Regions from separate parts of the Homo sapiens genome. Here regions 1, 2 and 3 are each linked to region 4. A link is a contact called in ENCODE Hi-C or POLR2A ChIA-PET data. All regions are on one chromosome and are shown on one strand. The core of a region is the stretch at or near the end of the contact, and the rest is flanking DNA. Distances in the headings are between cores, read along the strand shown. Region 1 holds the start of RBBP5 (RB binding protein 5, histone lysine methyltransferase complex subunit). Region 2 overlaps MDM4 (MDM4 regulator of p53). Region 3 overlaps PIK3C2B (phosphatidylinositol-4-phosphate 3-kinase catalytic subunit type 2 beta). Region 4 has its middle 21 kb from the start of NFASC.

Evidence for each region. A loop is a pair of places that touch in the nucleus more often than their neighbours do. ChIA-PET counts read pairs that join two places held with the same protein, here RNA polymerase II (POLR2A). Pooled maps may share reads with other maps.
Region 1: a pooled map shows a loop between it and region 4 (11-fold over the local background). The contact joins the promoter of RBBP5 here to the enhancer-like site in region 4. A Hi-C loop is called at or near these places in 1 of 168 maps with a recorded cell type or tissue (posterior cingulate gyrus) and 9 of 50 pooled maps.
Region 2: a loop to region 4 is called in a pooled map, with 6 times the contacts of the local background. The contact joins two enhancer-like sites. A Hi-C loop is called at or near these places in 7 of 50 pooled maps. POLR2A ChIA-PET finds 5 or more read pairs at or near these places in 10 of 52 experiments (A549, GM12878, HEK293T and 6 more).
Region 3: a loop to region 4 is called in a pooled map, with 4 times the contacts of the local background. The contact joins two enhancer-like sites. A Hi-C loop is called at or near these places in 2 of 37 single-sample maps with no recorded cell type and 2 of 50 pooled maps. POLR2A ChIA-PET finds 5 or more read pairs at or near these places in 2 of 52 experiments (activated CD8-positive, alpha-beta memory T cell and activated T-cell).

What each region holds. Positions count from the first base shown.
Region 1 is chr1:205,120,712-205,123,411 of GRCh38, reverse strand. RBBP5 (RB binding protein 5, histone lysine methyltransferase complex subunit) reads left to right here and starts at 1,434. Exons shown (of 14, transcript NM_005057.4): 1 at 1,434-1,557. The coding sequence starts at 1,539. RefSeq lists a silencer at 457-751 and enhancers at 1,113-1,332, 1,473-1,652.
Region 2 is chr1:204,543,179-204,545,878 of GRCh38, reverse strand. MDM4 (MDM4 regulator of p53) reads right to left here. Exons shown (of 11, transcript NM_002393.5): 9 at 1,195-1,344. Among named protein-coding and RNA genes, the nearest start is that of LRRN2-AS1, 20 kb to the left of the region's middle. Within about 2 kb of position 1,383, at least 5 of the 41 ENCODE cell types and tissues checked have a DNase peak (open chromatin) inside an H3K27ac peak, as active enhancers do.
Region 3 is chr1:204,465,640-204,468,339 of GRCh38, reverse strand. The region is part of intron 2 of PIK3C2B (phosphatidylinositol-4-phosphate 3-kinase catalytic subunit type 2 beta); the gene reads left to right. Among named protein-coding and RNA genes, the nearest start is that of PIK3C2B, 28 kb to the left of the region's middle. RefSeq lists an enhancer at 1-188. Within about 2 kb of position 1,442, at least 15 of the 41 ENCODE cell types and tissues checked have a DNase peak (open chromatin) inside an H3K27ac peak, as active enhancers do.
Region 4 is chr1:204,806,398-204,809,097 of GRCh38, reverse strand. No RefSeq gene overlaps it. Among named protein-coding and RNA genes, the nearest start is that of NFASC, 21 kb to the left of the region's middle. Within about 2 kb of position 1,414, at least 2 of the 41 ENCODE cell types and tissues checked have a DNase peak (open chromatin) inside an H3K27ac peak, as active enhancers do.

The sequences.
Region 1 (2,700 bases), core at 185-2,684, 310 kb before region 4:
TCGGCCTCCCAAAGTGCTGGGATTACAGGCGTGAGCCACCGCACCCGGCTGCAAAAGACATACTTTATAAAGGTCCAAGGATAATGGAAATAGAAGACATTAATGTAATATGTTCTTGGGAACTAATTGGATACACCAAGTATTATCTTTGACTAGTTTCTGGACTTCTGCTTCATTCTGCAACCTGCAGCCAACTACCATGGTGTCCATCTATTATTAGGCGCTTTAAATAGCTCCTTAATTCACATTTACTCTCTTCAATCGATGTGTCAGACTGTGGGGGCCACTTAATTCCCATTCCAAATTCTTGGGAAAGGAATTTAATTGGGTTGAGCTTAGGTCAGGGGCTTACTGAAAGAGCAATCAACTGGGGCCCAGGGACAGGGTGCACTGTGTGAATGAGGCTGCTTTTTCTGCAAATTTGTCAAGTAGAGGCAGACTGGACTAGCTACATAATTTGCAGGGCCCTGGGCAACATGAAAATGCTGGGCTCCCTAGTTCAAAAGTTTCATTATTGTTTCCAAAAGTTTGCAATTGCAGACAATACTGCGATTAATAAACTTGTGTATGTGTATTTTTCCATTGTCGGAGACCTAGCCCGAGTACTATTTTCTGCAGCGAGCCTTTGACGTTGTTTCCTTTTTCTGATGAGCCACAGCATTTATAGTAGGAATTTGTTCATATAAAATTTGCTCTTTCGCTAGATACCAGTAACTGGACTTCTCTAATTGCTTTGGGTATTTCATTGGAGTTCTGTATGACTGAGCTCCGGGAAACTCAGTCCACCCCTCATTCCAATTCTTTTTCACAGTCTTTTTCACAGCGTCCCTGTCAACACTGTTTGGTAAAGGGTAAAACCTTAGATAATAAGGTTTTTATTATCTTAACACAGACAGGCCTAACATATGTTGTCGTACCTTTCTGTAGGATCAATAGCATATCTTTACAAATGAGAAATAATTTTCACGAGACCGAAACACCCTGCAACGCCACCTACATACAGGGTAAGTACGCGCCTTGGTGAGGTCAGCGGCGCTACACACCCGAGCACTAGGGGACGACCTTCCCTGGTTTCTTGCATTAGCAGGACTTGTCCGGAACCTTTCCTGCGGAGTCTGAGGTAGCCCGCCCGGACAACGCCGCTGAACACACAACAGGGCAAGAACTAGTAGGTTAACTGTATGCCTGGAATTTCTACCTCACCTACATGTTCCCGGAGCAAATAATCTTAAATTGTCGCGCTATTTAAAGTCCCTAGTGACGATAACATTGTTGTACCTCAGCAAAGATCATAATTAATTGTTTCCGAGAGAGTGTATGCTTGATTTTGGTCAGGCATATATTTGGGCAGCCCACCTGAAACGAACAAGGAAGGCGGGGGAAGAAAGCGGAAGCCGCGGGGCCTTCTAAGGCCGAAAGTCTTCGGAGCTTGCGCCAGTCTCTTCGCGGCGTCCACCACTTAGACGCAAGTTGCTGAAGCCGGCCGGGGAGAAGGTGTTGTTGCCGGAGCTGAGACCGGGCGGCCACAGTCCGCAGGGATGAACCTCGAGTTGCTGGGTGAGAAGGGCTGTGGCTGCGTTTTAGAGAAGCGTTGGGTACTGGAAAGGAGGGAACCCAGGCGGGAGGGGAGTCAGGCTGCAATCTTAGGGACACTGTTCGGCTATGGATCACTGGGCACACCTGATGTGGAGCAGCAGCGGGAGGAGGAAGCCCACCTTCTGCCCGAGTAGGTTGCATTGCCCCTCCCGAGGCCACTTTCATATCAATTATGGAGCGATGGGGACAGACAGTTTGTGACTTAGCTTTGATTATGAGGATCGCAGGTGTTGAAGTACCCAGAGCAGCCAGGACCAGAGTTGTTGGAGATGGAATTTGAAGAAGTGAGGCTTGGGATGAAGCTTTGAAGACTTGTCAGGGAATTGGGTGCCTGAACAGGTTAATCTTTTTGTAGAAAAGAGAAGTCTAAGGAGGGGACTTGGAGATCTTCTGGTAGAAGCTTCTCATTGAACAGATGAATAAAGGCTCAGAGGGTAATGGCTAGGCACTAAGCAAGTAAATGGCATAGTTGGCACTGGAATCCAATTATCCTAACTTTCTGTTTAAGGTCCTTTGCTAGGGACGGTGTGTAAAACACTGAGGTGTGAAATACGGAGGGAGTTGTCTTTTGTCGCCCTCACTTTGAGTCATTGCCTCCTTACCTCCTATCCAGATTATTTAAAAACTGTAGGTCCTTTCTCCTGGACTTCCATTAGGTGACATTTAGCATGGTATTCTAGGGGTAGCTGAGGTTTTCAAGGACTTCTGCACTACTTGCTGTTCCTAATGGTTAGGTTTCTCTTTTAAAAAAGTCAGAAGATATGTTAATTGTCAAAAGGGCTACAAAGATACATAAAAAATGGTCTTTGCCCTTAAAGAGCTTTTCATTAAGCAGGGAGTTTAAGGTGATTATGTAAAATAGCTGTAGGATATTGCAGAATGTAGGCAGGCCTGAAAGAGTCATTACCAGTTGCTAAGAATGTTTGGAACAGAGAGTGAATGTCTTTGGGGTAAAGGAAGAAGTCAACCAGGAAAAACAAACCCCCCAAACCTGTGGAGGAGTTGGAGTTTTAAGTGGACTTTTTTTTTTTTTTTTAAGACAGCCTCGCGCCGTCGCCTAGGCTGGAGTGCAGTGGCACAGTCTTGGCTCACTGCAACCTCTGT
Region 2 (2,700 bases), core at 134-2,633, 260 kb after region 4:
TCACAAATGGCCAAGTATTTTAAGTCCCATCTCTCTCTATAGACGTTTCCTAGGCCAGGTATGGCTGCACATGCCTGTGACCCCAGCTACTTGGGAGGCTGAAGTGGAAGGACCACTTGAGCTAAGAAGTTTAAGACCAGGTTGGGCAAAACAGTGAGATCCCATCTCAAAAATAAATAAATAAAAGTTTCCAAATGTCACTTTTGTCTTAATTCAAGCCACCTGCATTCCTTCTAATGCTACCCATATAACTAGTCTAAGAGAACCCAGGTACCATTTGACTACAACGAATATACTAGGGTATCCTTCAGGAACTCAAAATTCTTATGAAAATCCCTTAAATAACTAAAAAGGATGACCCAATTTTTTCTTTGCTGTATTTATCCGATGGATGTTTACCAACACTCTTCTACATGCTGGCCACTGGATCTCCTCCCCAATTTCTTCTGAGTCTTGAGCAAGTTGCCTGTATGACTCTTCATCTGTACATGAGTACATACCATACACATGAGTACTTCATGAGTACATACCATATGTATGTACTCAGAGTTCAATCTCCCCTCTTTTCTACTATTTTAACACTAAAATAGCTACAAAGAAATAATCTTATCTTTCCATTTAGGTACAACATGGTTATGGAAGCTATCAAGATTTCCAAGAAATAAGTTTTCTCCTACAGACTGCTGTTCATTTACAACAGGGGTGTCCAACCTTTTGGCTTCCCTGGGTCACACTGGAAGAATTGTCTTGGGCCACACATAAAATACACTAACACTAATGATAACTGATGAGCTAAAAGGAGAAAAAAAATCGCAAGAAAACTCATAATGTTTTTTAAAAGTTTATGAATTTGTGTTGATTCAAAGTTGTTCTGGGCCGCATGTGGTCCACAGGCTGTGGGTTGGACAAGCTTGATTAGCACCTTACCTTGTTAGCAAAGGGAGAGAAAAGGTAGCTTGTTGCTATAATCAGGGGAAAAAAGAGTAGCTTACTGCTTTTGACTAAGTAGGGGCTTTTAAGGCAGCCCTGGTTAACATTACTTAATGTGAATCTTAAAATTGGATTGAAAAATTAATTAAAGTTAAAAAGGGGATTATGTGAGCAATCTGTTGTAAAAACAGATACAAAGAAATCTCAACAGATGATACTATGAGCACACAAACAGAATCAACATGGAATTTTTCCACAACATACCTTTTTGTCACTTACTTTCCCTACTTCTTCACTTGTTTGTTCAGTATCAGCAGCTTCAACTTTTATTCCAACACCTAACTGCTCTGATACTGACTCATTCAAAAACCACAAGTCATCTGTAGTATCTGAAACAATGGCAGTACCCACATCCTAACAGAAAAAAAACAAACATGAGTTTCTGTATTCAGAGGTTTATCAGAGATGTTGAAACAACACAAATGAACCCAAAACTCAATGTCGTCACACTACATCGCCAAAGAACATCTTGCCTTTATTCAGTGGACATGTATTCATTCAACATATATCTACTTGACACCTACTGTGGATAAACTAATGGATGGATATAATGGTGTCAGGCATGGACTTTTCTCTTTTAACACTAAATCAGGTATAACACCTAAGAAACAGTACTGAAGAGTTTAAAAGGTAAGGACTTGTAGTTGCTCAAGTAAATAGAATCTATTCCCTAAATTCCCTTCTACAGGTGACACTCTAAGAAGCTACAAAACATTCCATTAGTTCTGACATATTCTTTCCCTTAAAATGGTCAAGGATGTTTATTAAAGAAATATGAGAAATACTGATGGTCACCCAAACCTTTTGTCCTGACACTTTCTGAACTCCATATAGAACTAACCTTCTGCATTCATCTATGAATATTTCATGACATGCTTTTCTACAACATTCATGAGAGACAATTTATTATTTTGCACACTATTAAATACTCATCCATTTATTAAACAAATACTCACTGAATACCTATTATGTGCCACATACTGTTCTAGGTACCAGGTAATGGAAAAAGTAGTGAATAATACAAAAGCCCTGGCCTTACATTTCAGTGGTAAACAGACAACACATACATAAAATATAGCAATATTTTTACAAAGTGAGAAGTACTATGGAGAATAAAATAGGATAAAAGAGAAGAGTGGCTAGAGAGGAGGCTATTTTAACTAGGGATGGGTTTGGCAGGGCCACCACCTATAGCTACACAGCTCCAAAACAAAAAGCGAATGGATCCTACTGGAACTGTGTAACATAATAGCCTTTGTGGCCAGGGATGACCTCTTTGAAGAAATTACATTTGAGGTGAGTCCTAAATCATGAGAAGGCAAAGAAAGAATGTGGGGGAACAGTGTTCCAGAAAGAGTAAAGAACAAACTTAAGGTGCCTGAGGAAGGCAGCAATTTTGGGCTACAGTGTCAGAAAGGAGCCTAGTATATCCAAAACGCATGTAGTGAACAAAGAAGAATGACAGGAAGTGAGGAAGGAGGGGGCTGAATCAGTTATTACTATAGTAAAACAGGCGCACGCCACCACGCCTGGCTAATTTTTAATTTTTTGTAAAAATGGTGTCTATGTTGCCTAGGCTGGTCTCAAACTCCTGGGCTCAAGCAATCCTCCTGTCTCGGCCTCCCAGTGTTATAGGCTGGGACTCCCAGAGATTACAGGCATGAGCCACTACGCACAGCCAAAGGCTCCATTTTGAAATTGTTCAATGTC
Region 3 (2,700 bases), core at 193-2,692, 340 kb after region 4:
AGGGCCAGCATTCAGCCCTGGCCTCTCTCGTTCCTAAGCCTTCTGTCTCCTCCTCTCCTTCTCCCTTTCTCTCTCTCTCTCTCCCTGCTCTGTTCTTTATTGTGATAAAATATACGTAACGTAAAATTCGCCACCGTAACCATTTGGAAGTGTGCAGTCAGTGGCACTGACGACATTCACATTGTCGTGCAACCCTTGCATTATTCATCTCTACTCATTCTCTTCTCACAATGAAAATATTTAGAAAAAATATGCAGTATGACAAATAGTTTTATTTTTATCAGTACATAGTGTAAAATAGCGAACTATCTAGGTCAAAGCCCCCAGGCAGGTGCCAGGGCAGCTCTGATCTTTTTTCTGGTTTAGGGGAGCTTCAGCAGCATCTCCTGGGTAGGACCAGAAGGCCTATTTGTGTTTCATCCTTGGTCCCTGGAAACCCTGGCTGCAAGGAGTCAAGAGACAAGTGACACCCCCATGGCTGATGCCTTCTTTTTTTTTTTTTTTTTGAGACAGAGTCTCACTCTGTCACCAGGCTTTAGTGCAGTGGCGCTATCTTGGCTCACTGCAGCCTCTGCCTCCCGGGTTCAAGAGATTCTCCTGCCTCAGCCTCCCAAGTAGCTGGGATTACAGGCACCTGCCACCATGCCCAGCTAATTTTTGTATTTTTAGTAGAGACGGGGTTTCACCACATTGGCCAGGCTGGTCTTGAACTCCTGACCTCAGGTGATCTGTCCACTTTGGCCTCCCAAAGTTCTGGGATTACAGGTGTAAGCCAATGCCCCTGGCTGCTGATGCCTTCTGTGACAGCTTAGCATTCTACTTCATTCTGTCCTGGTTTCCTCCTTAGCCATTGTTTAAGGGGCACTGGGGTTTTCCCACCTTGTGTCTAGCCTTTGGGAACCTTCCCAACTCTGAAGAGCTACACAGTTCTTCCTTCCTCCGCTTCTCCTAAGAGAGTCCCCCCAAAAGCAGAATCAGCTCCTGGGATAAGCCACATCCCTAGAGCTCAGGGATTTTTAAAGGCCCTGCTCTGAGAGGTGGGGCTGTTCCCGCTATTTATAGGGACTGGGAGATTCCTGTTCCCAGCTCTGAGTTCCTCACACCCAGCTGGGCCTGCTCACTGAGTCAGGGCACCCTGGTAGGTGGTCACCTCTGTCACTCCTTCTCTCTCCTGCCTCCCCTACTCCCTCACCCTTCCCCATCCCCTGCATGTCATCAGAGTTCTGAGACAGAGCTCAGCCCAGAATCTCCTTGAAGAAGCGGACACAAAGCAAAAAGCTCTTGCCAGTTCTGAGTGGGGAAATGCGGCCTTGGTCCTCCCCGGCTCAGCTTGTTGCAGGGGCTCAGCCTGCTGGGAGGGGGGACCCCTTGGGCCCTCGGCCTATACCACCGCCCCGCTTTCGTCGGGCTTCCAGCCAGAGGGAACCTCCTTATCCCAGGCCAGCGGAGCCAGCTCTGGAACTGGCTGGCTCCAAATGCCAGCCTGATACCCCTGCTGCCAGCCTCTGCCCGGCAGACTCCCCCAGCCAGCATCGGGTGATGCCACCAGGGCCTGCCAGCTGGGCAAACGTAAGTGGCTTTTGTTTTCTTATGGTGCCAGTGAGTGGTACAGAAAGGACATGAGAGTGGCCTTCAGTGACCACTCTGTTCTCTCCCTCTCTTGCCTTCTCTTCCCTCCCCCCACTGTCTCTCTCTCTTTCTCTTTTTCTTCCTCTCTCTCTCCTTTCTCTTGTGGGTTAATTGCTGACAGTGGTGCTATTGTTTTGACTGGGACACAGGCACGAACTTGGCAGAGCCAGGGCCTCACATGCCAACTGTCCCCACTGCTGCCCTCCCCTCTGTGCACCCCCACCCCCCGCCGCCCATGCACACCCAGGGGAGCAAGCCTAACAAGAGAGGGTCAACCAGAGGAAACAGTCTGGATATTCAAATGAGGAGCTCAGTTGCTGTCATCTGCCCCAAGAGGCAGAGAGGACTTGAGAGTAGCCAAGAGGTTGGGTGAGAGATGTGAGGCGTTGCTATGTGCACAGGCCGGAGCTAGACTCCCGCCAGAAACAGCTGTTGGAACCACATGCCGGCCTTATCTCCATCTGAGCTGAAGCCTCGTCCCTGGTGTGGCCTCCCAGGCTGCCCTGAGCAGACCCCTCAGGCAGAAACCTGTCATGCACCAGCTCTCCCTCCCCCTCACTTCCTTCTCCCTAGGGCTGGGCTACAGGCCTTGCTAGGGGCTTCTTTAGGAACCCTCCTGGGTGACTGAAAGCAGCTCTGGGATGGGAGACCGTTTGGGACCTTGTCTGAGAATCCTACCACCACACACGTATTTTGAGAGAGGAAGTGGGGCCAAGGCAGGCTCCCTGACATTCCGGCCGTTCAGAGCCGGCTGACTCGGAAGCCAGAGGAGCCAAGCTTCTACCAGGTCCTCCCCTGCCCAGACCACTGCTTTGACGCTTTCTTCCTCAAATAGCATTTACCCAGAAGGCACATGTGTCTGAGTCATCTCCTCTATCTAAGGGTTCTGGGTCTCTCTCTGCTTTGGGTCCATGGGGCTTGTGGATATTGAGGCTTTAGACCAGGGCCAAGCTTCCCTGGGCACCATTTGGGCCGCCCACCTGCTCTAGCCTCAGTAGAGGGGCTGGGAAAAACAGCTGTCTGCTCTGCTCCCTGTCACGCCTCTGGGAGAATCCCCCGGAAAGCCCGTGT
Region 4 (2,700 bases), core at 165-2,664:
TACACATAGGATTTTGTAAACTGCTTTTCACATTCTACATCATCCTACCTACTGGCTGCATAGTATTACATTTTTGGTTTTGGTGTACACAAGATTTAAAACTAATTCCATGTAGATATTATTTAGCTCTTTCTGTCAAAAAAATATCAAATGTTGTGGTGACCAACTTTGTATGGATAAAATTAGCACTTTATATATTCCTTTTAGTGGAATTTCTGGATCAGTGGGTTTGAACATTTTAAAATTTTAAAATAAAATTCATATGCTCTCTAGGAAGATTACGGATTTCTTTTTTATCAACACTCCTGCAACAAACAGTGCATCAGGTATTGTTTAGACTAGAGTATTCCCAACACCCTTTAGCCTTTATTTATTTTGAGACAGGGTCTTGCTCTGTCACCCAGGCTAGAGTGCAGTGGTATGATTACAGCTCACTGCAACCTCAACCTCCTGGGCTCAAGGGATCCTCGTGCCTCAGCCTCTTAAGAAGCTGGAACCACAGATGTGCACCACAACACCCAGCTAATTTTTTGTTTTTTATTTGTAGAGACAAGATCTCGCTATGTTGTCAGGCTGGTCTCAAACTCCTGGACTCAAGGAATCTCCCTGCCTCAGCCTCCCAAAGTGCTGGGATTACAGGTGTGAGCCACCATGCCTGGCCCTCCTTAACTTTTAAAATTAAGTTCCAAAGGTCTTTGACAAAATACCGCCCTTTGGCTTTTGATCTCAAGCAAAACGCTAACGCTACTCATTTACTTGTTAGGTTACCGGAACTGCCCAGAGCCTATTTTCTCCTTTTTCCTTCCAACTATCAAGGCCATTTGCTTCTCTTTGCTGCCGCCTTGTGCTAGAACAGGAGAAGTTCATTATAAGAGAAACAGCAATTGACAACCCCTTACTTCCAGGGCACAAAGGGGCCTGCAGTCAGATCCTGACAGTCTGCCCTATATAGATCTGGGCCACAGAGAGAGACAGAGCTCTGTGCTTCAGTGCAAAAGGAACTTGGTACAGAGCCCAGAGGAGGCCTTGAAGTGATGAGACTGGGCATCAGAGACCTGGATTCTAGATCCTAGATCTGAATCTGCCCCTAATTTGCTATTGGGCAAATTTGTTCTTTGTCCTCTGTTTCTTCTCAGTGAACTGAGGGCTAGATTATTGTTTTGTAAACTGTAGGTGGTGACCCATTAATGAACTGTGAATTCAGTTATTAAGTTGTGGCAAGTTTTTTTTTTTTTTTTAGAATCAAAAGTAATGGAAGTGTCAAAATACGCTATGCATACTAAGGGTAAGTATTGCTTCCTGAGTTCTTTCAACGCAGGGGTGTCCTGGACTGTTGCGTTGTAAAATGCACTGCTTACTGATGGGCTTGGTCAGTACCGTTTGAAGGCCACAGGCTCAGGGGAGCTCCAGGGTCCTCCCAGCTGGAGCTTTTAGTTGTTAGTTGGACTATTCACCATTCGTGGTCAGAAGGCCCCACCAAGTGGAGGAAGGTCTGGTGCTGTGCTGCTGAGGTCTTTTCTTTCCCTCCTCTTCTTACCTGCTCTACAGTGACAGGAAGCCCCAGGCTGTAATGCAGGTGACTGGTGAGAGTTTCCCAGTGAGCCCCAAAGCAAAAACAACACACAACAAACTACAGTTCTTGAGTCGGAATTCTCCCAGCAGGGGGCTGGCAGTGCAGGTGCAGGTGCCACTGACCCAGCAGAGGCACTAGGTGGCGCCACAGTGCCGGGCTCATCACTTCGCCGCGGCACTGCAGAGGGCAGTGGGAAACCACGATTCTGGGATGGACAAGGGGCAGCGGGGCTTGAGGTCCTGGGTACTCTGACCCGGCCGTCCTTGGGTTCCAAAAGTCTGGAGTGGAGGGGGAAGATTGTTTAACCTGCTCAGGGGTCTCTGATCCTGGAGCGGAGCTGGTGGACTTTGCGGTGGATCTAGCTCCCGGACAGCCGCAGATGGCAGAAGCTGCCATTAGGGGGCAGCAGAACACTGGTGTTGGGAGAGCGGGACCGGGCTTCAAGGGGAGGAACGCGGGTAACGGGGTCAAAGGCCTCAGGGGCACGGAGCCTCCAGAACAGAGCAGCCTCGCTTGCTCTCTCCGAGGGCTCCAAGAGGAGGACAGAGTCCAGCTTCCAAAACAGGAACCCTTCCAGTGGTGTCCTGGAGCTGGCTTATACCAGACCTGATGGTTAAATTTTCACAAAATTTGTTTAAAGCCATCGTTTAAGACTTACAATTCTTTGAGTTCCGTGTGTGTCCTGGATATTAACCCCTTGTCAGATGCGAAGTATATGAATGTTTTCTCCCATTCTGTAGGTCGTCACTTCACTCTGCTGATCATTTCCTTTGTTGTGCAGAAGCTTGTTAGTTTAATGGAATCCTATTTGCCTGTTTTTGCTTTTGTTGCGTGTGCTTTTTTGGTCTTATTCAAAAAATCCTTGCCCAGACCAATGTCATGAAGGGGTTCCCCAATTTTCTTCCAGTAGTTTCACAGTTTCGGGCCTTACATTGGTTTTTAATCCGTCTCTATTTGATTTTTGGACATGGTGAGAGATAGGGAGTCTGGTTTCATTTTTCTGCATATGAATATCCAGTTTTCTCAGCACCCTTTATTGGATAGATTGGCCTTTGCCCAATGTGTGTTCTTGATGCCTTTGTTGGAAATCAGTTGGCTGTAAGAGCATAGATTTATTCTTGGTCTCT